2 separate regions of the Homo sapiens genome follow, and region 1 is linked to region 2. A link is an interaction called in ENCODE POLR2A ChIA-PET data of the cell type or tissue named here. Cell type or tissue: Caco-2. All regions are shown on one strand. Each heading gives the region's core, and the rest is flanking DNA. Links, peaks and the distances in the headings are about the cores only.

Region 1 (12,491 bases), core at 547-3,046, 110 kb after region 2:
CCACCAGTGTGGATGCCAGTAGGCAAGTCACTCTCCCGCACCAGGCCTGATCGCCTCTGGGAACGGGTGCCGCAGCCCCTCCGTCTCCCTAGGGCTGTTGGGCCGCACAAGGCGAGGATGGGTGCATCTGCACTCCAGGGTGCTCCTAGTCTGGACACTGTGTCCCACCTCTCAAGGTTCCAAATTCTAGCCTGCCCCTTGGCTGGAGACAGCACTCCATCCTCCAAGGCTCCAGAGTATTCTGTCAGGTCTACTTTGCTCTGGTTTTCCTGACCGTGTAATGGTGGCTGTGCATTCAGAGGGTCAGCTGCTGGGCAGGTCTGTGTCCATTTTCAGACAGAGCCTGGCTCGACTTACTGGGCCCAGCCTGGACTCTAAGTGAGCAAAGTGGGTTTTATTGTACTATCACAGTGCTCCGTGACTGGGACATCAGGAGAGTGTCACCTGGTGCGGCCAGGGCCCCAGAAATCTGACCTGCCCCAGCACCCTGTGGTTGGGAGTGGAGAGCCGCACATATTGGAGGTTCTGGGTGAACAGTTTGCTTGGAGTGTCAGGGTTCTGGGATGGGAACCAAGGGTGTGTGGGACAGCCCCCGTGACCACAGGTGCAACGCCGACCTCACCTGCAGAGATAGGTGGTTGGTGTGCTCAGGCAGGTCCCCCGGGAACTCACGCAGGTCAATACCGCCACAGTCCACGACGCCCTCCTGGGAACAGGCACAGTCTCGGGGGCAGCTGACCGCGGCTGGGCCAGGCCCGGGCTCCTCAGGGCTCAGTACCAGCACCGGCTCCTCCTCCGCAAATTCGTTCTCTTCGGGGCTCAGGCTGTGGCCGCCACTTCGGCCAAATCCTGGGGCCCTCACGGCAAGCACAGGTCCCAGGTGCAGCTGTGGCGGCAGCAGCAGCAGGAGCAGCAGCACCCGGCTCTGGGCCATGGTGCCTGCAGGGGGTGCCGAGTCAGATGCGCCTGGGCGCCAGGGCTGACGGAACCTGTGAGGTACAGTGGACACAGCTGGGGCCCTCGAAAGTCATGACGGGGCCCTCCCGAGCACAAAGCAGGGCCCACTCTGGACTGTCCTCAGAGCCCAGCCGATGACTGACTGCTGCCCTCCGCACCTGCCCAACCCCCACCAGGCTGCCCTCCAGAGGCGGGGGACGAGGTAAAGCCCTGTCCTCTGGCAGGTCTGCAAAACCTTCTGCAGCCTTCATTCAGCAGGCTTGGCCCTAAGGAGTCTGTACCCCTATTTCCTAGAAGGGGAAGCTGAGACACGACCTGGACTGTGCTGAACCCTTGCTATCCTGGCACTGGCGGTGTGGGAAGACCCCCTGCCTCCTCCAGCAGCCACAGGCCATGGTGAGCCAGCACTGGCAGGGTGCGTCCCGGCTCTCCAGCTCGCCATTCTCAGGCCTTCCTGACTTGGTCCTGACTCTCTTCCAACTGTCCCCTCAACTGCCCCCAGTTCTACAGGACTATTGAATAGCTCCTCCCTCCAGGCCTTTGCACATGCTGTTCCTTCTGCCTAGAGTGCCCTTCCTCTGTCTTGTGCAATCAGCATTTTCTTTTCTGGGAACCAATTCCAGTGCTATGAACATGGGAAGAGGGGGAGCAGCGGGACACTGAGATGCCCCAGGGCTCCCCATGACTGTGTTCACCCAGAGCTTAGCATTAGTTGGGTTGGGTTTTGAATAGCAAAGGTATCTTCTTCCCACAGAGAGCTGTGAGCAACTCTCTGTGTCTGGGTATAGGTCAAGCCCAGAGCCCAGCACAGAGAAAGGATCAGCGACTACAGCTGCTGCTGCCCTCATGGCCTCCCATTCCTGATGTGTATCCCCTCAGCTGCCCTCACCAGGGCCTGATGTGCTCAGTGACCACTGCCACCTGCCAGAGACCACTCCCTGGCATGGCCCCGGGTCCAGCAAGGATGGGGTACAGGGGATGATCTCAGGCCCATAGAGGAAGATGCTGAAAGATGCCATTGTCCCAGCAGTCCCGTGGCGTAGGCTTGGCTCTTGGTGGGTTCCTGGTTTCTGTTTACAGGGACTCAGACATCTCTGGGCTCTGATAAGACATGCTGGTAGCTCAGGTTCACTGACTCTCAGGTCCCACAAATCCCAGTTTGAGTCCCACCTCTGACCTTGCTGAGCCTCAGTTTCGTTGTCTGTACAATGCAGATAATACATCTAAACACACAGCTTCTGTGGAGTAAGATAAGATGCAAAGCACCTGGCTTTTAGGTGATGAGGTGATAAGGTGATGCAATTAGGTGATGAGCTGCTGTCACCACTGCAGCAATGACACACAGCAACATGCTGCACTAAGTGAGCAGCAGGGACAGCGGCAAGGACCTGCTGTGGATGCCTCCAGCACGGGGGACATTCACTCCTGAGCTGAGTGGCCACAAGCACTGGCTCAGGCTGAGCCTCTCTCCCCATCACCAGATCAGAAACCATGACCATAAAGCAGCTAGAAGGGTCTGGCAAGACCCTGGTCCTAGGAGGGTTTTGTAAACTGGGGAGCTTGACAATGATGTTAATGACTGGAGCTAGCGGCCTGAGCTGCAACCTTGGCTCTGGCCTCAGCTCTGGCTCTTATGTGACTACAATCATCTAAACCTCAGCTTTCTCCCCCATCCTTGGGGATGATAACAGCACTGTCCTTATGGGAAGACTGAGAGGGGTCAGTGAAATGCATGTACTGCACATAGTAAGTGCTCAGTAAACGTTAGCTTTTCCTGCCACTAATTGTCTGTTCCATGGGCATGGTCTGCACCCCTGCCACACCACTGCTCACTCCAGAATCCTCTGCTGCTGCTCCTTTTCCTTCCCTTGTCTAGATCTTGTAGATCTTGCTGGGCTTTTTTTTTTTTTTTTTTTTAAGACAAGGCCTCACTCTGTCACCCAGGCTGGAGTGCAGTGGTGCAATCATAGCTCACTGTAACCTTGAGCTCCGGGGCTGAAGTGATCCTCCAGCCTCAGCCTCTCAAGCAACTGGGACTATAGGGGGTCACAACCGTGCCAGCCAAATTTTTAAATTTTGTGTAAAGATGGGGTCTCTCTATGTTGCCCGGGTGGTCTCAAACTCCTGACCTCAAGTGATCCTCACATCTTTGCCTCCCAAAGTGCTGAGATTACAGGCATGAGTCACTTGGCCTGGACCTTCGTTTGGGCTTTCTGACCCAATCCCAGGCCCACCTCCTCCCAGAAGATGTTGCAGACATCGTAGCCGCCTCTGAGTTCCTGCTGCCCTGTGGTGGCTGTGGGAGTTCAGATACCACTTTGTCTCACTTGGTGGTTCACCCAGTTCTCTGAAGTAAGGGCCTATTTGTGCCTGGGCCTGTACTGGGCACTGGGGACACAGGTGAGGTGGAAAAGATCCCTGTCCTCCATCTGGAGGGGACAACAGACCCCGGTACCAATAACCACTGCCCACCCAGACTGGGGGTGAGGGGGCAGCGTAAAAGGGGTCCCAAGGAGTAGGAGGCCCTAGAGGAGACAGGAGGGGTGGCAGCCAGGCTTGCTTGACCCTACAGATCCACATGGTTGATGGAGACTCAGGTCTCAGCCACTGGCCCGGCAGAGAAACAGGGAGCCCGGCACACCTGCAGCTTCCAGGCTCCAGGGATCAGTCGGCAGCAGCAACTGGCTCCCACAGCAGCCCAGCCCTACGCTCACTCCACCACACCCCTGCTGCCCCTGCCCCTGACCCAACATCAGTCTACAGACCATCATTCCCATAGCACATCATAAACTCCACGGCCAGCTCAACAGCCATTAGCCACTTGCCCATCTGACCCCACTGTAGTCCGGGGTTCTAAGAGCGAGAGTGTGGGCACAGGCCCAGGTCCCAAATTCAATCAGGGCAGAAGGCCAAGGAGAAGAATCCAGGGGAAGGAGCTCTGGTCTCACATATCCTGTGCACATACCAGGCAGGCTGTTCTGCCTCCTCGCCTTCCATTTGGTATCTGTAAAAATCTGTAAACTGCATCAATAAAAATATTGAATTTATATTAACATTCTGCACCGTACTGAAAATGTTATCATCACCACTTTACAACTCAGGGAGCTGAGCCCAATGGGGTCAGCCAGTGAACAGCTGTTAAGTGGCAAAGCTGAGCTCCCAGCCCACGTCATATCAACAATGCTACGCTGCTCTCCCCTAGGCCAAGCATGACAGGAAGCAGGGGACCCAGACAGAAGACTCAGCGTGGCTTCTGCCCTTCAGAGGCCCACAGCTGCACCGTTCACTCCATTAGCCACTGGCCACATGTGGCTACTGGGCACTTGAAATGTGGCTGGTCCACATGGAGATGTAAGTGTAAAATGTAGTGTCCATAGATCTCAAAGATGTCGTACAAAAAAATAATGTAGGATACCTTATTAATATTAATATTAATGACATCAAATCCCATTTATTGTTATATTGATTACATGATAATATTTTGAACAGGTTAAATAAATGTTACCAGTTTCATTTTACTTTTTAAAATGTGGCTTCTGACTAGACAAGGTGGCTCATGCCTGTAAATCCCAGTGTGGGAGGCTGAGACAGGTAGATCACTTGAGCCCAGGAGTTTGAGACCAGCCTGGGCAAGATGGCGAAACTTCGTCTCTCTAAAAAATACAAAAAATTAGCCAGGTGAGATAGCATGCACCTGTAGTCTCAGCTACTCAGGAGGCTGAAGTGGGAGGATCACCTGAGCCCAGGAGGTTGAGGCTGCTGTGAGCCGTGATCGCACCCCTACACTCTAGCCTGGGTAACAGAGTGAGACCGTCTCAAAAAAAAAAAAAAAAAAAAGACCTCTAGAAAATTTTGCATTGCATATGTGGCTTGCATTTGTGGCTCACGTTACATTTCTATTGGACAGTGCTGGTCTGCAGCATTATGTATAAGCTGAGTATTATAATCCCATTCTAAGGGATGACTACCAGGCAAAAGGGAAAGGGTCATACAAGCAAGGGGGTCAATGTGTGCAAAGGCCCAGAGGCAAGACAGTTCACACTCACAAGACTGTCAGGTGGGGGATAGGGACTAGGAGTGATACAAAAAGGCACAGTCGCCACAAGCCCAGGCCACAAAGGAGAGACATGAAGGGCAGGTTAGGGAGTGTGGTCCTTATCACTGGAAGACGAGGACCACTGAAAGGCAGGAGCGTGACACAGGCAGGTTTGTGGGTGGACACGAGGGTGCGCAATTGGGACAGGTGAGGGCTAAGGGGCCTGCCCCTGGCAGAGAGAGAGGTGCTGGACTGCAGGAATGGAGGAAGAGGTAAGAAGGACAGACAGGGCTTGGAGAGTGGTCCCTCCAGCTTCGCCAGCCACTCTCAGGGCTGTGAGGCACTGGGAAGGTCCAGCCCTACTACCTGGTTTGCCGTGTGACCTTGGCCATACCACTGACCCATCTGAGTCTAAATTTTCCAACTTTCTTTTTTTTTTTTGAGACAGGGTCTCCCTCTGTTACCCAGGCTGGACTGCAGTAGCACAATCATGGCTCACTGCAGCCTTGGGCTCCTGGGCTCAGGTGATCCTCCCACCTCAGCCTCCCGAGTAGCTGAAACTACAGGCATGTGCCTCCACACCTGGCATCTGGCTAATTTTTTATTTTTAGAAATGGGGTCTCACTATGTTGCCCAGGCTGTTCTTGAACTTCTGGCCTTCTGCCTCGGCCTCCCAAAGTGCTGGGATTACAGGCATGAGCCACTGTACCCAGCCTTGCTCTTCTAAGAATGGAGCAAGATAAGCCCCCCAAGGCCCCTTCTGTGTACCCAGCCATGTGGGAGGTGTGTGGGGAAGAACAGGGGAGCTCCCTGGTCTCCAGGAGTTTCAAGTCCACCTGGTGAGGAACATCTCAAACCCCTGGACAGCGGGGAAGCTCAGCCAGCAGTGAGTGTTTCTCATATGGAGAGCTTTAGAGACAGAAGGGCATGGGTTCCAATTCTGACTGCTGTGTAAGCCTGGATGAGCCACTTTACTGCTCCGAGCCTCTGTTAACTAGTCTAAGAAATGGAGTTGGGAGCTACTTGTGAGAATTAAATGAAATAGCAGTCTCAGCCTGTCACCGCTGGCATCAAATAGGTGTGACATACCAGGGGTTACTGTTACTGAGAAAGTAAGTGGGACCCACTGTCTCCCCTGACCACTACCAGGGAACCAAACCTCAAGGCCCAAAGTGTGAGGTTAAGGTAGGACTAGAAGAAGGAAGGGAAAGGGAGCCCCAAATCAAGAGGCGGATCCTCAGCCCTCAGCACTACCTTCCTTCTCCACTCAAAGTCAGTACAAATCAACTGACCACCTGCTCTGTGCTGGGCCCCAAACAGCTGCATCTTATTGACTCTAATAGAAATCCTGGGACTACATGTTCGTCTTTCTATTCTGCAGATTTGGAGCTCAAGCACAAAGGGCTGGCATTGCTGCCCATCCCTAGAAAGCTCCTGCTGAAATGCCCCTGCTCAGGGAAGCCTCTCCTGCCCCCTTGGCTGGGTTAGGGTGTTTCTGGGTGCTTCCACAGCAACCTTGGCTGGCTTTATCCTTCAAGTCTCAGCTGGGCCTCCCCTGTCTCCCCAAGCATGGAGTGGGGGTGCTGGGGAAATGTTTGCTGAATGAACGACTTTGTGAAAGGCAGAGTTGGAAAAGATCTAAAGATCTGCAGTATGATCTGCTCTGACTCCCCCAGTTTGCAAATTAGTGTGTTAAAGCCAAGGCCAAGAGTAAAATGTGGGTCTTCTGACTCCTGCCCAGAGCCTTGAGTTGGCCTTGAAGACTGAGCGGGAGTTCTCCAAGTGGACGGAGTGGGAGAAACAGCCCTCCAGGCAGAGGTAGAGTGTGATCAAAAGGTAGGGGTGGGGCTAGAGGAGAGGGACGTGTGTTTAAGGAAGGGTCAACAGGGCGGGAGGCCTGGGTGGCCAAGGGCCTCCACCGCCATGCTAGTGTTGGTGATAGGGACTCATTAAGGGTTCCAAGCAGGACACGGCCAGCACTCGCATGTATGACTACACCAAGCCTAAAAGTGCCACCATTAGTAATCCCCTATCCTAGACTCAGACAGAAGGGATAAAGTGTGCTCCCACAGATGACATGAAAACAGTCGTGTGACTCTGACATTTCTTAACTTGCACTCTAGGCTAGAGTAGACTGGGTCTTGGGCCCTAAGAGTGGACATGAGGGAGCAGAACCCCCAGAGCAGTCCCCCCTGGTCTTTCCCAGGGCAGTCCACGGGCTCTTCTGAGTGACCTACCTCGGAATGCTGTGCGCCTGCAGATCAGCCGGCCTCCTTGCTCACCATGAGCCCTCCTGCCTCGCCGCTGCCTTCCCAGTGTGGAAGGTTTCTATATAAAGGAGGGATAGGGGACGGGACCACCCAGGGGCTCTCCCGGTTCACACCAGTGGCGCCTCGTGGAGCAGGGCAGACCACAGCTTCCCCTTCCCTGGCCAGCCGGTAATCGAAGGGCAGACAGGTCAGTAATTCACTCCAAGCGCTGGGTGAGCATCCTCCGCGCCTCCCGGACCAGCTCAGTCAGTGCCGCGCGCACCGGGGCCGGGGTGCTCGCCCCTTGCTGCCGCGCCTGCTCCTCTCCAAAAGGCTGCGGCTGCCTCTCCTAGCCCCAGCCCCCGAGGCTGCCAGGAGCCTCGCAGCCCCGCCACCACCTCCTCTTCCACCTGACGGAGCGTCAGGTATTCCAACGCCAAGATCTCGTCCCCCGCCCCAGGCCGGGCTGTGGCTCGGGGACCTGGAACCTGGGGCTTCTGCCTCATTCGCAGGAAGGCGCGGATCTCGCTCCTCGCGCTTCGCGGACCCCCACCCCTTCCTCCCTCCAGCTGTCCCGGCTGGGAAGCAGCCGCGTAGACAGATAGACGGACTCCAGACCGCCAGCTGAGACCTTTAGCTCAACTAGTGGTTGGCACTAAGCTGGGGCGGCACAGTGGCCGGGGAAGCCGAGCCCCGGAGGGGACCCACCCGGCGTCCGACGCGCCCTGGGGCCAGACCTCTGCCCCTCTCTGGGCCTCAGTTTCTCTATCTATAAAGAGGTGGAGGTTGGAGTCGCTAGGGGGCCTGATGAGTTGACGTGGAAAGACGCGGGGATACTTCGGGCCCAGGCTCTCATGACAGGGGTCCCCGCCCCTACGCAGTTCCACCTGCCCCCCACATTCCCTGTCGCCCGCCGGCGTCCTCCCACTCCAGCCCCCGCCCCCAACCGCCCTCAGATTCTTTCCAGATGTGCGCAGCGGGAGGGGCCTGGGGACGGGGACCAGCCTCTGCTCAGAGAGGAGAAGGCCCCTGCCTGGGTCCTGACTGCGCAGGGGTCGCACTCCAGAGGAGGAGATCTCCGGCCGTGCCCTGGGTGCAGGGTCCTACAGAGGGGGTGAGATGCGGCGGGCCCGCCCCAGGCAGCTGCTGGAGCCATCCGGAGAGGCGGGGACGTCTGAGTGCGCTGCCCGGGCTCAGCCCCCGGCCCCTCGGCCCACCCCGGCTGCCAGCGCCCTGTACCTGCTGCGCCCCGGCGCCGAGCGGCGCCCCACAGGCCGAACGCGCTCCCCCAGTCTCAGCTGCGCTCCGCGGGCTCGGGCTCCTTCCATTCAAGTCAAGCTGGGCGCTCTCCGCGACGCAAGTTTTGTTGTGGGTTTTCTCCTCCCCGCCTCTCTCCCGCCCCCTTCCCCCACTCCCCACCCGCCCCGGGAGCATCTGCTGGACGCCGGCCTCCTTCGGACACAGGCGTAGGGTCCCCCCAGGCGCGGGCAGGAGAAAGCCTGCCCCTCCCCGCTCGGGACTTGGCCGGTTCCCACTTCCCGGGGAGGCAGAGCCGCCGCACCGACCCCTCTCAGCCCCGGCCGCCGCACCACGCCCCCCGAACCCCCACCCGGGAGACCGGGAAGGCGGGCTGTCTGGTCCGCGACGCTTCCTAGTTCCCAGCCTTCCGCACTGGAACTGGACCCCCTTTAGGCCCCGACACCTGAAAGGAGGGCTGGGGAGAGGGGTCCTTCGACCCAGTGCCTCTGAGCTGTATCTTCCTCATTACAGAGGATGTTGCAACCGCTCCAGGCACGAGTACCTTTCCGTTCACTCTCCCACCCTGGGGTCCTGGGCCGTGGCTAATGGGGCCGCCAGCCAAGACCCTGCTGGGCCTCTTCCCGGAAAAGTTCCCCACGCTCCACCCCACCCTCCACTCCCATCCCTGTTGGCCCTGGGCCCACAGCCTGGTGAGCCTTGAAGAATGGTAAATTGGGCCGGAGTCGGGGACATGCAGATCCCAGTCACAGAGAAACAGGGCGGGTGAACAGTGAGACCTCACACCACCATATTGCTCCCAGGAACTGAAAATGTTTCCAAGTAAAGGAGTATTAACTACTACCAGCTGAAGCAACACTGTTTGGCGCCAGGGGCTTCGGCGGTGGAACAGGCAATGCGGCTGGGCTTAGGTGGTACTTGGCACCTCCACTGTGTAGCAAGCCTCCTCCCCTTACCTGCTCTGGCCTGTGGGCAGGGCATCCACAGCTGCCTCACCTGGCTGTCCTCCCACTGAAGAGGGAGAAGGATGCATAAGTCACACGTGGGACCCCTTGCTCAACCTTAACCTGAATGAATGAATGAATGAATGGCCCCTGTAAAGCAGCTCCAGACTTTTCACTGGCTGCCGCCCCCGTGAGGTTATACCATATGCATTATGCTCTGCTTCACAACTCCGCAAAGGAAGAACTGCTGCTGCCCCACTTTATAGAAAAGAGATGGCCTCAGAAAGGATACTTGACTGAGTAAAATGCCCATTCACTGGCAGAGCTGGGGTTTTGACCCCAGGTTTACCCTTCTCCACAGCCCAAGTTCTTCCCATGATGGAAACAGGCAGGTAACTTGAGCAGGCAAATGTAGAGTCTAGATTTGAACCCAGGACTGTCTGTTTCCATTACACCAACAACCCAAGAACTTAGCAAGAATGGGGAGGGAAAATATTTTGCCTTCTTTGGCCTCAAATTCCAGTCCTTTTGGAGCTCAAACTCACAAGAGTTGGTGTGATTCACAGCATTGGACCTGGACCAACAGAGATGCATCTCGTGTCTTCTCCTGAACATTGAGCCTAGATTCAAGTAGAGCTAAAAGGACAGGATTCTACTAGCTTGAATACTCATGGACTAAAAATCTTTTAGGACAATGAGAGCCAGCACATATTGAGTGCCTAATAAATGACAGGCACCATCCTAAATCCTTAAAATATCTTAATCATCCTAGCCCTGTGGGGAAGATATTCTCTATACTTATAACTGCTAAGGCCAAGGTGTTTCAGGGGCCCGCTACACGGCACACCACACACCCAGTACCCACCACCTCCCAGAGAAATAGGCTTTTCTATGGAATGCTGAGCAAATGCCCATGTGTGCTTTGTGGTTGGCTGCTACTATAGATACAAGCTGCAGGAGGAATCACTTTGAGTGTCTCTGGTGGAAAAATGGAGGCAACCTTGGTGCTCTAGAAGCAAATCCTCTTTCAGAAGGATTGTAAAGGCAGAGTTTGAAATTGAGGTTTCCTGAATCTACTTGTGCTGCTTCAATTCCTTCATGCTGCCCCTCAATTTCAGCTCCTGTTTGATATTACTGAAGTACATAGTGTCAAGTACAAGCTTTAAGCTTGGAGCTGGGTTCAAATCCTAGCTAGGTTCAAATGAATATAAAAATAGTACCTACACTTCACAGTATGTCTAAATTGGAGAATGCAAGTACAGAACTTTACATAGTACCTGTCACATGGTAAGTGCTCAGTAAATGGTAGCTATTACTGCAAAACTATCACCCAGACCTGACCAAATAGCCAGGAAACATTATTAAAATAGAAATGACAAGTGGCAAGAATTAAACAGTAACCTCTGTACTGCCCAGGGAAAGTGCCTTCTAATTCAAAACAATAAGAAACAAGAACACTCCAAAGAGGAGGGAGGAAAGACATACATTGATACGGTAGAGAGAGCTAGGAGTAAAGAACAAGAAGGCTCTCAGTGGGGTTTGATGATGAGAAACAGGAGATGAGGAACAATGAGCTCTTGTTATGCCTCATCATCAAAGAAGAAAATAATTCCTCCTACTTTGAGCTGAGGGCTGAGATCTTATTAAGCAGTAGAGTCCCAAATAGCTATGGCAGCAGCTTGATTTTCTGGACATTTAAGGAATCAAATCACATGGTGGTGTTTGGGGTATATGAATTCCATCTGAAGGACCTTGATGAAGGCAAGACTCTCCAGGGAACAAGAAGAGAATAATGAAAAATCTTCAGTCCAAGTCAAGTACACAAGGAGTCTCCTGGGCTGCTATAACATCTCATACAGACTCTTTATTATTGGAACTTTCTTGCTGTTTTTCCTCTTTCTCCCACTGGATTGTGAGTCCTCCAGGGCAAGAATCTCATGTTCTGCAAGCTCTCCTCTCTCACCCTAAAATACCACTGTGATAGGCAGAATACCCCCCAACCCCGCCCCAAAGATATCCACACCTTAATCCCTAAAACCTTTGGATATGTTACATGATGAAAGTGACTTTGCAGATGTAACTAAGGTTACGGACTTCAAAATAGGGAGCATATTCTGGATTACCCTGGTGGGCCTAATCACATGAGCCCTAAAAAACAGAGAACTTTCTCTAGCTGGAGAGAGAGAAGATGAAGCAGAAGAGGAGGTCAGAGAGATTTGAAACATCAGAAGGACTTGACTAGCTTTAAAGATGAAGAGGGTCATAAGCTAGGGAATAAGGCAGCCTCTAGAAAGTGAAACACCCGTAGGCTGCCAGGAATGGTACAGGGACTTCAGTCCTACAGCGGCATGAAACAGAATTCTGCCAGCATCTGAATGAATGTGGGAGCAGAGCCACCTTCTCCCCTGGAGCCTCTAGATAGGAGCCCAGGGCAGCAATACTTTGACTTCAGCCTTGTGAGACCCAGAGCAAAGAAACCAGTCAAACTCAACCAGACTTCTAGGCTACAGAACCGTTAGATAATAAATTTATGATCACTACTTTGTGATCATTTGTTTCATCAACAATAGAAAATAAAACAAACATGAATAACTAAAACTGGTACACACTTTCCCACACACTGTTTCACTTGATCTTCACAGCAAACATGATGGTATTATTGCCCCATTATTTTGGAAAAGGGGTGCTCAGGGAGGATATGCAACTTGCTCAGGTGACCCAGCTAATGAGTGCTTGAGTCAGAATTCAAACTCAGTCTTCAGGTTCCAACTCCAGTGAGAGTTGTCTCCCACACTGTAGCCAGCCAACTAGCTGTTACCTTAAGCTAAATAAAAATGGATGAAAAAAAGACAAAAAACAAATTCAGACTACTTTCATACTACAAAAACTTGAAGCTTTTGAATTCTCATTTCTTTTGAAGACTGTTTCTTCCAAAGGTATGTCATGTTTCTTCCAAATTAAGTTATGAACCAGTCAGGGTATAAACAAGTAAGCAAAAAGATCTCAAGTCTTCTTTCTAGCATATAGAAGAAAAAAAGATTTTGGTAA
Region 2 (13,632 bases), core at 382-2,881:
GTTCTCCCCTCCCATTGCCATTCTGTCCCATCTGCTATGCTCAAGTTCCTGAGAGACACCCAGTCTTTGTCTCTCCCATGGATCCTTGCACAGCGTCCTGCACAAAGTGGGCACTTGGTACATTATTTGATCAATGAGAGAATGATAAAAGGAGCTTCCATTTCTGCAGCATCTCTCATGGGCCAAGCACTGTGTCAGGAACCTTTATGAATATTATGTCTAATTCTTACAACACCTCAGGATAGACATTTAAAACATTTTCTGCTGCAGGAAACTGAGTTGGTTATACATCTAGGTTAACACTCTACTATTATCACTGATCTTTGCAATGCTCTTCTCTTTTCTTGTTTTACTCTATACCCCCAATATTATGATTTATAATAAGAATTTTTTTTGTTCCTCATCCATGGTTCCTGACACAGAGCTCCTAAAACACTTGTAATCTGCAATGAGAGTGCTAGGTACATCTTTTGTTCTAATATTTTGTCTTTGACCCCAGTTTCTGACACAAAACTCCTAATCTCTTGGAATTTACTGGGTGATAGGAGTGTCTTTGTTCTAATTAGGTGACTTTTTTTTTTCTTTCGAGATGGAGTCTTGCTCTGTTGCCCAGGCTGGAGTGGAGTGGTGTGATCTTGGCTCACTGCAAGCTCCGCCTCCCAGGTTCATGCCATTCTCCTGCCTCAGCCTCCCAAGTAGCAGGGACTACAGGCGTCCGCAACCACGTCTGGCTAATTTTTTTTTTTTTTTTTGTATTTTTTTTAGTAGAGACGGGTTTTCACCATGTTAGCCAGGATGGTCTTGATCTCCTGACCTCATGATCCACCCGCCTTGGCCTCTCAAAGTGCTGGGATTACAGGCGTGAGCCACCATGCCCAGCCTACCCAACACTGTTTTGAAGAATTCTCCATGCTGCTCTGTGTACATCTAGTCCATTGCTTCTGCCTGCTGTCCGGAATTCCACAGGCGCATCCACTGTGGTTGACTTATCCATTCCCTGGTGGTGAAAACCTCCAATATCTCTCCTGTCTGCTACCACAAACACCACCACGACGAATATCCTTCTACACATCACCGTATACGCCTTCTGGGATATAATCCAAGAGCAAGATTGCTGGGTCCAAGGGCATGTACAATGTGGAGATTATGGCCCCAATTTTAGAACTGAAGAAATGATGCTTAGATTACACAAACAGCACTTGGGGATTCATTTCCAGAGTTTCCGCCTCCAGATGCTGTGCTAGTCCCAAGGTGTCAGCCCACCTCAGTGAATAACTAAATCTGGTCCATTCAGTGCAACAATTAATTTCCCTGCTATGTAGACCTCGCATCTCAATAATGAACTGAGATAAACTAAAGGGATTGTCTAGACATCTTGGCATGACTGTGACTTGAGGAACTCTTGCTTCTTTTAATTATTGACACTCTCTCACATGTTTCAGCAGAACACAGTTACAAGCATGCCCCATGTCTATTGTCTTACTCCCCTAACAACCCTATGAGGTAGGAATGATCATCATTTCCATTTTACAGCGAAGGAAACAGAGGTTCAGTATCATTTATTTAGCTGTAAAGTGGCAGGGCTCAGAATCAAATGCAGGCCTCTGAATCCAAGTCTAATGTAATTTCCACCACTCCAGTGCTGGTAGCCCAGGAAAATAAGCCTGTTCCCCATAGCCAGGCACTTGGATGAGATCACAAAAGCTCAGAACTTTGAGCCAGCTGTTTGCAAACCCTGTCTGCAGATGTTTGGCATTCAGCAGGGACAGCCCTGGCCAGGAAAGGGAGACAGCCCAGCTGGCACACAGAAGGGAGAGGGGCATGGTACCAGGGATGGCCCCCTGCACAGGCAGTCCTGGAACTGCAGAGCTCCATGCTGCTGTCAGTGGGTGGCAGCAAGGCGCTGTGGCCTTTTCCAACGATGGGACTACCTGGCTTCTCTCTCCTGGCTCTCGCCCCAGACACTGAGAAACATTAGTGGTGGCAAGAGAGAAACAAATGCCCTCTGCTTTTGAAGTCTTCCCTGGCAAACCCCTCTAGCTGATTTTATTCCGTTCTGTTTAGTTTACACAGCCCAGCATTTTCACAAACACACTTCCATTAGACAAATATTTGCTCTCTACTCTGCGCCAGACAAGTGCTCAGCAACTTGAGATTATGAAATGACTAATTTCACGAGCCATGAGTTACTAAGCAAGATACTTATACCCTGAGCCAATGATGATACGATATGATACGATAGTACCTGCCCCAAAGGTGGTTGCAGGGCGAGCACATGCGCAGCACAGGGCAAATGCTAGAGGAGCAGTATTTGGTAGTATTACTTGATGTAATAAAGGAAGAAAGTAGTAAATAGAAAATATGAAGGAGCACTGGGAAGGGAACAATGAACTAGCTCTGGACAGAGCATGGAGGTGGCAGTAGATACCACTGAGTAGGGAGACGGTATTCAGCTGCAGGATGAGATGTTTCCTGGTGAAGAGGCACAAGGTAGCAAAGGGAAGAACATGCATAAAATAAAGACGTTCCCTCCCTCTGCAAAGAGCCTTCACCAGGGCTTCTTTCCTCCCCTCTGTGGCCAGGACGTGGTTGCACTTAATCCGTTTCCAAGCCTCTCTTTCCCTTAGATTCTGAGCTCTTTGAAACCTGGGACTGCGTGTTCCGCCCTTAGCACAGGGTTGTACACAGTCAGCCCTTATTAGAGATTTTTGGTGAATGAAATACAAGAGGTATAAAGGAGCATGGGCTCTACAAGTAGTGGGGAAGGGTTTGCATGCCTGATGCATAGAGCAAATGCTGGGAACGAGAGGGATGAATGCTGAGAGTTAGACCGTCAACTGTCCCATGCTATTGGCTGGGGATTTCCATGGATGGCTCGGATTAAGGAGTAGCAGTAAGAGAGAGAGTAAATGTGGGAAGTGGGAAGGGTTGGCCACTACACAGATTGATGGGGACGGAAGCTGGAGGAAGAAGTCAAGGATAACACTTTGCTCCATCCTGAACTGGCTTCCTGCTCTTGAATAATTCGCCATGTCTGCCAAGAGGGCACAAACATTCATTCGAATGAGGCCCCACACATTCTGCTGGAATTGATTGGCTCCCATCTTGGCAGGGGAACAGAGCCAACAGGATGTGTACCTATACCTAGAAAAAGAAAGGTCTATTTTAAGGAATTGGCTCATGTGATTGTGGAGGTGCAAGTCCAAAGTCTGCAGGACAGGCCAGCAGCTGGAGACCCAGGGAAGAGCTGCAGATCGAGCCCACAGTCAGCCTGCTGGCATCATTCTTCTTGCTTAGGGGAGGTCAGTCTTTGTTCTTCAGCTTATTAGATGACACTCGCCCACGTCATGGAAGGCAATCTGGTTGACTCAGAATCCACCCATTTAAATGTTAATGTCTTCCAAAAAACACTTTGACAGAAACATCCAGAAAAATGTTAGAATGTTTAACCAAAGATCTAGGCACCATGGCCCAGCCAAGCTGACATATAAAATTAACCATCACAGACAGCACTCTAAGAATTCAGCCATGTCCCTCACACGGACAGTCAGTTCATCTGCAGCTGATCTGCAAGCGTGCTTTCTCTCTCTCTCTCTCTGATATCTCTATACCCCAACAGAGTCACTATAGGGAAAATTCCTGATGTGGGGGTGGTTACTCCCATGCTGTTCTTGTGATAGTGAGTGATTTCTCACGAGATCTAATGGTTTTATAAGGGGCTTTCCCCCCTTGCTTGGCACTTCTTCCTGCCACCCTGTGAAGAAGGTGCCTGCTTCTCCTTTGCCTTCTGCCATGATTGTTAAGTTTCCTGAGGCCTTCCCAGCAATGCAGAACTGAGTCAATTAAAGCTTTTTCCTGGCTGGGCGCTGTGGCTCACGCCTGTAATCCCAGCACTTTGGGAGGCTGAGGCAGGCCGATCACGCGAGAACAGGAATTCAAGACCAGCCTGACCAACATGGTGAAACCCTGTCACTACTAAAAATACAAAAATTAGCCGGGCATGGTGGCATGCACCTGTAATCCCAGCTACTCAGGAGGCTTAGGCAGGAGAATTGCTTGAACCTGGGAGGTGGAGCCGAGATCGTGCCACTGCACTCCAGCCTGGGGGATAGAGCGAGACTCTGCCTCCAAAAAAAAAAAAAAAAAAAAAAAACCCCACCTTTTTCCTTTATAAATTACCAGTCTCAGGTATTTCTTCATAGCAGTGTGAAAACGGACTAACACACCATCTCCAGCCCTGTTTTGCCCACATGAGCCATGCCACCCCATTTATCGTTCTCCTCACATTCCCAGAGTCAGACACATCTGTAAGGCAGCAACTCACGAAAACTCCTGAGAGTATGCAGGGAGCAAATCCTCTCCACTCCTGGGTCCCCTCAAGTTCCAGGGGAACATTAACCTGTGTCTCCTTGGCCAGGGATGGAAGGGCAGGGGCAGGGAGCCGACGGTATTGTTCAAATGGTGTGTTTTGAAGAGAATTAAATACAGAGATTATTTATGAAGGTGTGGGCAGGGTGCGGGGAAACCCATGTCCAGTGCAGTATCCCTGAGCTAGCTAGTAACGTAGGTGCTGTTACCACCCGCAGCCGCCATGACCAGAGCCATAGGACCTTGGCAGAAGGAAGCCCCGGAATAAATACCCACCCTCACTTTCCTCCTGCCTTCTTTGTCCTGTTACTGTTCCCCATGATCTGAATCCAACCAGAGGCACTGGTCAGAGAGGCCCATTGATGTGTTTATAGCTCAACTTCCCGGGGCAGAGAGCCGAGTGGAGAGGGTGAAGAGGGAATGTGGAAGGCGATCCTGAAGCTATCTAGCCAGGCAGGGTAGAGGTCCCTTCACACTCACATCTGGAGCTCTTACTCCTTCTCCAAAACCTCCCACCTGTCTCCAGCTCAGAGCCGAGCATGATGACAGGGGACGGGGAACTTGTTCTGCCTTTTCATTTCCTCCTTGAAATATCTTCTTTCTTATACCTGTAGGCCTAGACCAGGCAGCTTGTCCTTCAGAGCTGAGTATTTGCCATCTGTTTCAAGCTGGCCCATTTCTGGCATCTACCCCTGGGGCAAACGGTGGCCTCCAGGTCAGCCATCTCAAGTGTGTGTGTGTGTGTGTGTGTGTGTGCGCGCGCGCGCGTGCGCGTGCGTGCGTGCTTGTAGGTGAGTGTGTGTTAGAGTGTGTGTGAGTGTGTGTGAGTGATAGTGTGTGTGAGTGTGTGTATATGAGAGAGGAGGAGAGGAGAGGAGAGGGGAAGGGAGGGGAGGGGAGGAGAGGGGAGAGGACAGGGAGGGGAGGGGAGAGGAAGCAGGAGGAGAGGAGAGGGAGGGGAGAGGAGGAGAGGGAGGGGAGAGGAGGAGAGGGAGGGGAGAGGAGGAGAGGGAGGGGAGAGGAGGAGAGGGAGGGGAGGAGAGGAGAGGGAGGGGAGGGGAGAGGGAGGGGAGGGGAGGAGAGGGGAGAGGAGAGGGAGGGGAGGGGAGAGGAAGCAGGGGGAGAGGAGAGGGAGCATTTTGGTAAACTTCTAAAATAACGAATCCCTGAAAATGGTGAATTTTTACTGAATATTTCCTGTGTACCAAGCACAGCACAGCTCCTTTAGTCCTCCCCTATCTCCTTCAGTGATGTTGTGTTTTTCCTAATTTACAGATGAGGAAACTGAGACTTCAAGGGTCCAAATATCTTAGTGTTCTTGAGCCAAAGGTGCTGAGTGAAGGAGACATGGTCCCTGCCCTTGAGGAGCTGGCAGTCTTTCTGGGGAGACAGATGGTGAGCAGGTGAGCAGATGCACGGTGTGGTAAGTGCTGTCACGGATGGGTGAGACACCATTCGGTGCACAGAGGAGGAAGTGATTTTATACCAGGGGTGTGTCCATGAGGACGTCAGAAAAGAGGGGACATTTGTGTTTAGGCTTAAAGTCTTATTTGGGTCACTAGATGGACCTAGAGGGCACTCCAGGCAATGGGAAGAGCGTGCAAAGACACAGACAAAAAAGGGCATGGTGTTCTGGGAAAATGGTGAGAATTCCATTGTGGATGGAGCAAGGGAAAGAGGGAGGAGGGGAGGAAAAGCCGAGGGATGGAGGCAAGGAGAACAGTCTTGGCTTTTATGTTAAAATAAATTCTCATGGCAGAATTCTTGCTGATGTGCAAATTCAAAATTTTATTCAAAACATAGGCTCTGTAGTGATCAACCAAAGACCCACACTGGAAGTGTTAAGTAAATTTCATCTGTTCAGTCTGTCCAAACACAGCTATAAAAAGAGCTAAACAGGGCTTGAAAAGGATGTTTTGAATACTTAAAAAAAAAAAGTGGAGTCAGAAGAGCATTTTGCATTTTCTAGGAAGATTGACTACTCTGTGTTTTAGGAGCAGTGCCTGCCACTATGCATGGTTAACTGAGCTGGAGGACCCTGTGCTTCCCGCACCTCACAGGCGGAGCAGCCTCTCAGGAACCCCTTCCGAGGCTTCCACCTGTGGGCATGCTGCTTTCTCATCACTGCTGCTGCTGACCTTTCTCCCCAGCAACTACCAAAAGCCCTTTTATCCACAGTCTAAACAACCAAGAGAATCAAGGAACCCCACAGAAGGAGGATGAGAGCAGTCTGTACTCAATTTTATGATCAGTAAATAATAAGAAGACAAGCTCCTGCTGGGCACTTAGTTCAACAGCAGCTCCCAGGTTGCATGTAGCCCCACCACCAGCATTGTTCGACTTCTGCATCTTTTGTGTGGCTCGCCCTGTTCTGGGCACTCAAGACATTTCACAACAATATCTGCAAAATTATAACATGTCATCTGCATTTTTAAGATGCATTATGGACCAGGCGTGGTGCTGGGAGTGCTTTGGGAGGCTGAGGTGGGAGGATCACTTGAGGCCAGGCGATCCAGTCAAGCCCAGGCAACAGAAGAAGACCCCATCTCTACAAATTTTTTTTTAAATCAGCTGGGTGTGGTGGCACAAGCCTGCAGTCCCAGCTATTTGGGAGGCTGAGGAAAGATGATCACTTGAGTCCAGGAGTTGGAGGCCACAGTGAGCTAGGATCATGCCACTACACTATAGCATGGATGACAGAGAGAAACTCCTTATTTAAAACAAACAAACTGACAAAACAAAAGGGAAGCATGATGGTGTGCCAGGTAGGGGTCTATTTGAAGGCATTTAGACTGGATTCAGCCAGTCAAGAAGTTCAATTAACCAGAAAATTTCATTTTCCAAAGAATCAGAATAACCAGGAGTTCATTGGAATCTCCCTGAAGGTCCTCCTGGATTTATTCCCACAGACTTACCCTACGAGCTTGGAGCTGCAGCAACATTCTTCACTTCCAGGAGGCGCAGGGACCCCTGGCATCATGGTGCTCTCTGGTCTTCAGGGATGGGGATGTGTGCGGCAGCTCAGGCTTAGGCCTCCTCAGATGCACAGGCTGCTTGTAACAAGGGCCCAGCAATGGGTGCCGGAGGCCGAAACCTGTGCACATTCTTTTGTCTGAAAGTCATAATCAGCCAGGCATGCAAAGATGTTGTTCGTAGGGGATTTATTCCAGCCGTGTATATTAGAGCAAAAAATCAGAAACAAACTAAATTTCCAACCCTCAAGGAATAGTCAACTACATTGTGGAACAGTCAGGTAATGTACTATAAAGCAGCCACTAAAAAAGGCATTGGGAAAATTTAATTATTCATCTGAAAAGATGTTCATAATAGATTAAGTTAAAAAGCAGTATATACAATAGCTAGAACATAGACACAATCCAAATGTCCATTGACAGGTGAATGGGTAAGCAAAATGTGATCTATACATACAGTGGAATATTATTCAGACTTAAAAAGGAAGGAAATTCTTTTGTTTTTTTAGACAAGGTCTTATTCTGTCACCCAGGATAGAGTGCAGTGGTGTGATCTTGGCTCACTGCAGCCTCAGCCTCCCAGGCTCAAGTTATTCTCCCACCTCAGTCTCCTAAATAGCTGAGACCACAAGTGTGCCACCACACCCAGCTAATTTTTGTGGGCTTTGTAGAGATGGGGTTTCAGCATGTTGCCCAGGCTGGTCTCAAACTCTTGGACTCAAGGGATCCTCCTACCTTGGCCTTCCGAAGTGGTAGAATTAACAGAAGTGAACCACCATGCCTGGACTCTTTTTTTTTTTTTTTTTAATTAAGAGACAGGTTCTCACTCTGTCACCCAAGCTGGGGTGCAGTGGCGCGATCATAATTCTCTGCAGCCTAAAAGGAAGGAAATCCTGATATATGCTACCGCATGGGCGAACGTTGAGGACATTGTGCTAAGTGAAATATGTCAGCCACATAAGGACAAATATTTTATGATTCTACTTATATGAAGTACGTAGAGTGGTGGCATTCAGAGAAAGTAGAATGATGGTTGCCAGGGGCTGGGAGGAGGGAAAATGGGGAGTTATTGTTTAATAGATGCAGAGTTTCCATTGGAGAATATTTTTAAAGTTCTGGGCCGGGCACGGTGGCTCACACCTGTAATCCCAGCACTTTGGGAGGCTGAGGTAGGTGGATCACTTGAGGTCAGGAGTTCGAAACCAGCCTGGCCAACATGGTGAAACCCCATCTCTACTAAAAATACAAAAATTAACCAGCCGTGGTGGTGCACACCTGTAATCCCAGCTGCTTGGGAGGCTGAGGCAGGACAATCGCTTGAACCAGGGAGGTGGAGGTTGCAGTGGGCCAAGATTGTGCCATTGCACTCCAGCCTGGGCAACAAAGTGAGACTTTGTCTCAAAAGAAAATACAAAAATAAAAAAATAAAAATAAAGTTCTGGAGATGGATGATGGTGATCGTTGCATAACAATTTGAATGCACTCAGTGCCACAGAACTGCATGCTTAAAAATGGATAAAATTGTAAATTGTAAATTTTATGAGAAAGTATTTTTTTTTAATTTCACAATGTATTTTTTTTCTTTGAGACGAAGTCTCGCTCTCTTGCCCAGGCTGGAGTGCAATGAATGGCATGATCTCGGCTCACTGCAACCTCCGCCTCCCGGGTTCAAGTGATTCTCCTGCCTTAGCCTCCTGAGTAGCTGGAATTACAGGCATGCACCACAACACCCCACTAATTTTTGTATTTTTTAGTAGAGACGGGGTTTCACCATGTTGGCCAGGCTGGTTTCGAACTCCTGACCTCAGGTGATTCAACTGCTGCGGCCCCCCAAACTGCTGGGATTACAGGTGTGAGCCACCACGCCTGGCCCACAATGAATTTTTTAAATTGGCAATGATTGTATATATTTACAGGGTACAATGGAATTTTTTGATATATGTATACATTACAGAATAATTAAATCAACCTAATTAAAATATCCATCATGTCACATATTTGCATGTGTGTAGTGTGATTTGATTTTTTATTTTGATTTTTATTAGTGATGGGTACACTAGAATCCCAATCCCCACCATATTGAGCTTTGCCAAAATATTGAACATTGCACACAATAGGGAATTTGTCAGCCCACCCCCACTTTGTAGTTCCTGCTGTCTGTTTTCTCCACCTGTATGTCCATGTGTACCCATTGTTATCTCCCATGTATAACTGAGAACATGGAATATTTGACTTTCTGCTTGTCAGTTAGGTGTAGGGAAAAGAAAGAGAGATCAGACTGTTACTGTGTCTATGTAGAAAGGAAAGACATAAGAGACTCCATTTTGAAAAAGACCTGTATTTTAAACAATTGCTTTGCTGAGATGTTAATTTGTAGCTTTGCCCCAGCCACTTTGCCCCAACCTGGAGCTCACAAAAACACGTGTTGTATGAAATCAAGGTTTAAGGGATCTAGGGCTGTGCAGGATGTGCCTTGTTAACAAAATGTTTACAAGCAATATGCTTGGTAAAAGTCATCGCCGTTCTCTAGTCTCAATAAACCAGGGGAACAGTGCACTGCGGAAAGCCGCAGGGACCTCTGCCCTTGAAAGTGGGGTATTGTCCAAGGTTTCTCCCCATGTGATAGTCTGAAATATGGCCTCATGGGATGAGAAAGACCTGACTGTCCCCCAGCCCGACACCCGTAAAGGGTCTGTGCTGAGATGAATTAATAAAAGAGGAAAGCCTCTTGCAGTTGAGATAGAGGAAGGCCACTGTCTCCTGCCTGCCCCTGGGAACTGAATGTCTTGGTATAAAACCCGATTGTACATTTGTTCAATTCTGACATGAGAGAAAAACCGCCCTATGGTGGGAGGCGAGACATGTTTGCAGCAATGCTGCCTTGTTATTCTTTACTCCACTGAGATGTTTGGGTGGAGAGAAACATAAATCTGGCCTACGTGCACGTCCAATCATAGTACCTTCCCTTGAACTTAATGATGACATAGATTCTATTGCTCACGTGTTTGTTGCTGACTTTCTCCTTATTATCACCCTGCCCTCCTACTACATTCCTTTTTACTGAAATAATGAAGATAATAATCAATAAAAACTGAGGGAACTCAGAGACCGGTGCCGGTGCAGGTCCTTGGTATGCTGAGCGCCGGTCCCTTGGGCCCACTGTTGTTTCTCTGTACTTTGTCTCTGTGTCTTCTTTCTTTTCTAAGTCTCTTATCCCACCTGACTAGAAATACCCACAGGTGTGGAGGGGCAGGCCACCCCTTCACTTAGGATAATGGCCTCCAGTTCCATCCATGTTGCTACAAAGGACATGATTTCATTCTTTTCATGCTGCATAGTATTCCACGGTGTATGTGTACTATATTTTCTTTATCCAGTCAACCACTGGTAGACACTTGGGTTGGTTCCATGATTTTGCTAATTTTCTGTAATGTATATTTTACCACAACAGAAAAGAAAAAAACCAATATGTATGTTTCTGCAAAACAAAAAATTTAGACATAGAAAAATATTTGGGAATATAAACTAAAAAGTTATTTCTCAGGGTTGGATTACGGGGAATTTTCTTTTTTTTTTTCTGAGATGGAGTTTTGTTCTTGTTGCCCAGGCTGGAGTGCAATGGTGCAATCTCAGCTCACCACAACCTCCACCTCCCGGGTTCAAGTGATTCTCCTGCCTCAGCCTCCTGAGTAGCTGGGATTACAGGCATGCACCACCACGCCCAGCTAATTTTTTGTATTTTTAGTAGAAATGGGGTTTTGCTGTGTTGGCCAGCCTGGTCTCAAATTCCTGACCTCAGGCAGTCCACCTGCCTTTGCCTTCCACAGTGCTGGGATTACAGGTGTGAGCCACCGCACCTGGCCTATGGGGTATTTACATTTTTCTTAGTTTTTGACAATGAACATGTATTACTTGCAGCATTCACTTTCTTCATTGAAGGAGATAGGGCAAGATAGGCACAAACTGACTCGGCCTGTCCCCTAATGGGCAGTGGTTGGAAGGAAGAGTGCAGCACCACCTGCATGTGTCAAAACAATCTTCATTACTGGGCAGATACTGATTATCCCTGATGGGACCCCACCTGCCTGGACAGAGAGCCCACACCCATTCTTCCACCTTCACTCATGTGGACACTCAGACAACAGCAAGTCCATGGAGAACCACAGAAGCTGTGAAGTTTCCAGATCTCTCATGAGTCTCACTACTGCCTTGCGCTTTTTCTATCCATTCTCTCCCTTATTCACCTGGACAACATTAGTTCATCGAAACTCAGCCCAGCTGACACCTCCCCCGGGAAGACTTCCCTTACCCTCCGAGCTATGTCTAGAGTCCCGAGCTGTCTCTGTGCAGTACATATCCCACAGACTGAGCTCCTGGAGGCAGGGCCAGAGCTCAGCAGCTGTGCAGCCTCGGTGCCCAGCCCAACGCCCAGCCCAGGCAGGAGCTCGGGTTGGCTGAACTGAACAGAAACTATCTTGTTCCTGAGATGTAGCTAGTTTCTTGATAGAGGTCATCCAGTGCTAGCAGCTCAGTTTCCAACTCCATTTTGAGAATTATGGCCAATAATTTGTTTTCCTAAAGCAAAAAGGAGGTGAATCATAAATCCGAGTGGTTTTTGTTTGGCGGACTTTTTCTTTCTTTCTTTTTTTGTCCTTTTTGAGACAGGGTCTTGCTCTGTCACCCAGGCCAGAGTGCAGTGGTACAATCACAGCTCACTGCAGCCTTGACTTCCCTTATTCAATGTTTAGCCTTTAATGCAAATATCACAAGTGGGTCATTGATTATTTTTAAGGGGAAAGGTAACTTTTTGGCAAGCGACTCATGTCCACACACACCCCATATTTGAATTTCATTTGTCAGTGATTCTTACCTGGACTTGAGCTGCTCAAGAGCTGGGAGCCCACCCACTGCATGCCACGTAGTAGGTCTTCGCCCGTGTGCCAATCATTAGAGACACTGGAGCCCTGAAAGCTGCCGATGTTGCCCTGTTGCCATTGGCTTTCACTCTTTCTTGTGCTCTTGCCACATGCCAGGCATTGTTGCAGGTGCTGAGGAGGCAGCAGGGAACAAATCCTACAAAACACGAGCCCACCCCTCCCACCAAACAACACTTACAAACTCTTACCAGAAGCTGGGCCCCATAGACTCACCCATTTTAAAGAAGAGAAAGAGAGAAAGGAAGGAAAGCCTGCACTGCAGGACTCTGGAACAAGTGTGGATTAGGACCCAGAAGTCTTCAGTTTATTTTGAGCTTTCTGGCTGTGTGACTTTGGGAAATCTACTTGACCTGTCACTACCTCAATTTCCTTATTCATAAAATAGGAATAATGACAATATCTGATAAGATTGAGAGAATTAAATTAAACATGTAAAGTGCTTAGAATAATGCCTGGCACATGGTAAACAGCCAGTACAAATTACTATTTATTGCGGTTGCTGTTATTACTAACCCAGAGTAGGTCCTGTAACATCTCAGCTTTAGTTTCTTCTCCTGTAAAGGGAACAATACTAACACCTCCCTCATAGGTAAAAGTCTAATGAGATGAAGCAGGTGAAAGCACTTTATCAACTGGGGTTATAAACTAGGTACTCACAGCCTCCAGCAGCAAGCCACTCAGGGAATCCAGGGAGATAAGGGGTAGGAGGCAGAAGGTGTCCAGGAGTCATGGGGTTTGGGATCAGGAACAAGCAGCTGACTCTCAGCTCCAGCAGTTGTGGTCATGCAGATGTTTCCAATGAAGCCACAAATCCAGATTTTTATGTAAGATCCCTAGTTTTTAAATGTTGGCAATTAAGCCAAGTTTTTGTAAGTCACTTTGAGTGCCAATCAATACAAAGGTGCCGCCAATTCGTGACCTGTTATAAACTTTTACAACTATTACTTAATAAACCAAGGGGGTAAACTACGAACGTAGCTGATGCAATAACTCAACTGAAAAGCCGAAAAATAACTAACATTTCATTCTCCCAGTGGCCCTAAGAGACAGGCATTAGCATCCCCATTTTACAGATGAGGAAACTGACCAGAGATGGAAGGTCACAGAATTGCTGAATGGCCAATGGGGCTGGATGCTGTGACTCTGTGACTCCCTAACCCAGTCTTTTTTCACTCTGACTATGCAGCATGATTGCAGCACAGTGTCCTGAGCCCTCAGGCCCCACAACTTCACTGCAGAACTAAAATGCAGGGGAGCCAGCATCCAGACTCATTGTCCTGCCCTGCTCCACAGCGGGAAAAACCTACATGAAGACCATTAACCGCAACACCAATTTATTTTATTTTTTTGAGACA

What was found. ChIA-PET counts read pairs that join two places held together with the same protein. Peaks named below come from ENCODE experiments on the same cell type or tissue, not always from the same donor. Only the 100,000 strongest peaks of a DNase experiment are listed, where the experiment ranks them.
Region 1: POLR2A ChIA-PET joins it to region 2 with 7 read pairs; 4 of 35 experiments call an interaction of 5 or more read pairs at or near these places.

What each region holds. Positions count from the first base shown.
Region 1 is chr1:53,058,299-53,070,789 of GRCh38, reverse strand. It overlaps PODN (podocan), which reads right to left and starts at 8,577. Exons shown (of 11, transcript NM_153703.5): 1 at 8,482-8,577; 2 at 623-989. The coding sequence starts at 934. RefSeq lists a silencer at 8,412-8,599. In Caco-2, for the core only: no CTCF peak of the experiment used is centred there; no DNase peak of the experiment used is centred there.
Region 2 is chr1:53,165,210-53,178,841 of GRCh38, reverse strand. No RefSeq gene overlaps it. Among named protein-coding and RNA genes, the nearest start is that of CPT2, 25 kb to the left of the region's middle. In Caco-2, for the core only: no CTCF peak of the experiment used is centred there; a DNase peak (open chromatin) is centred at 1,889.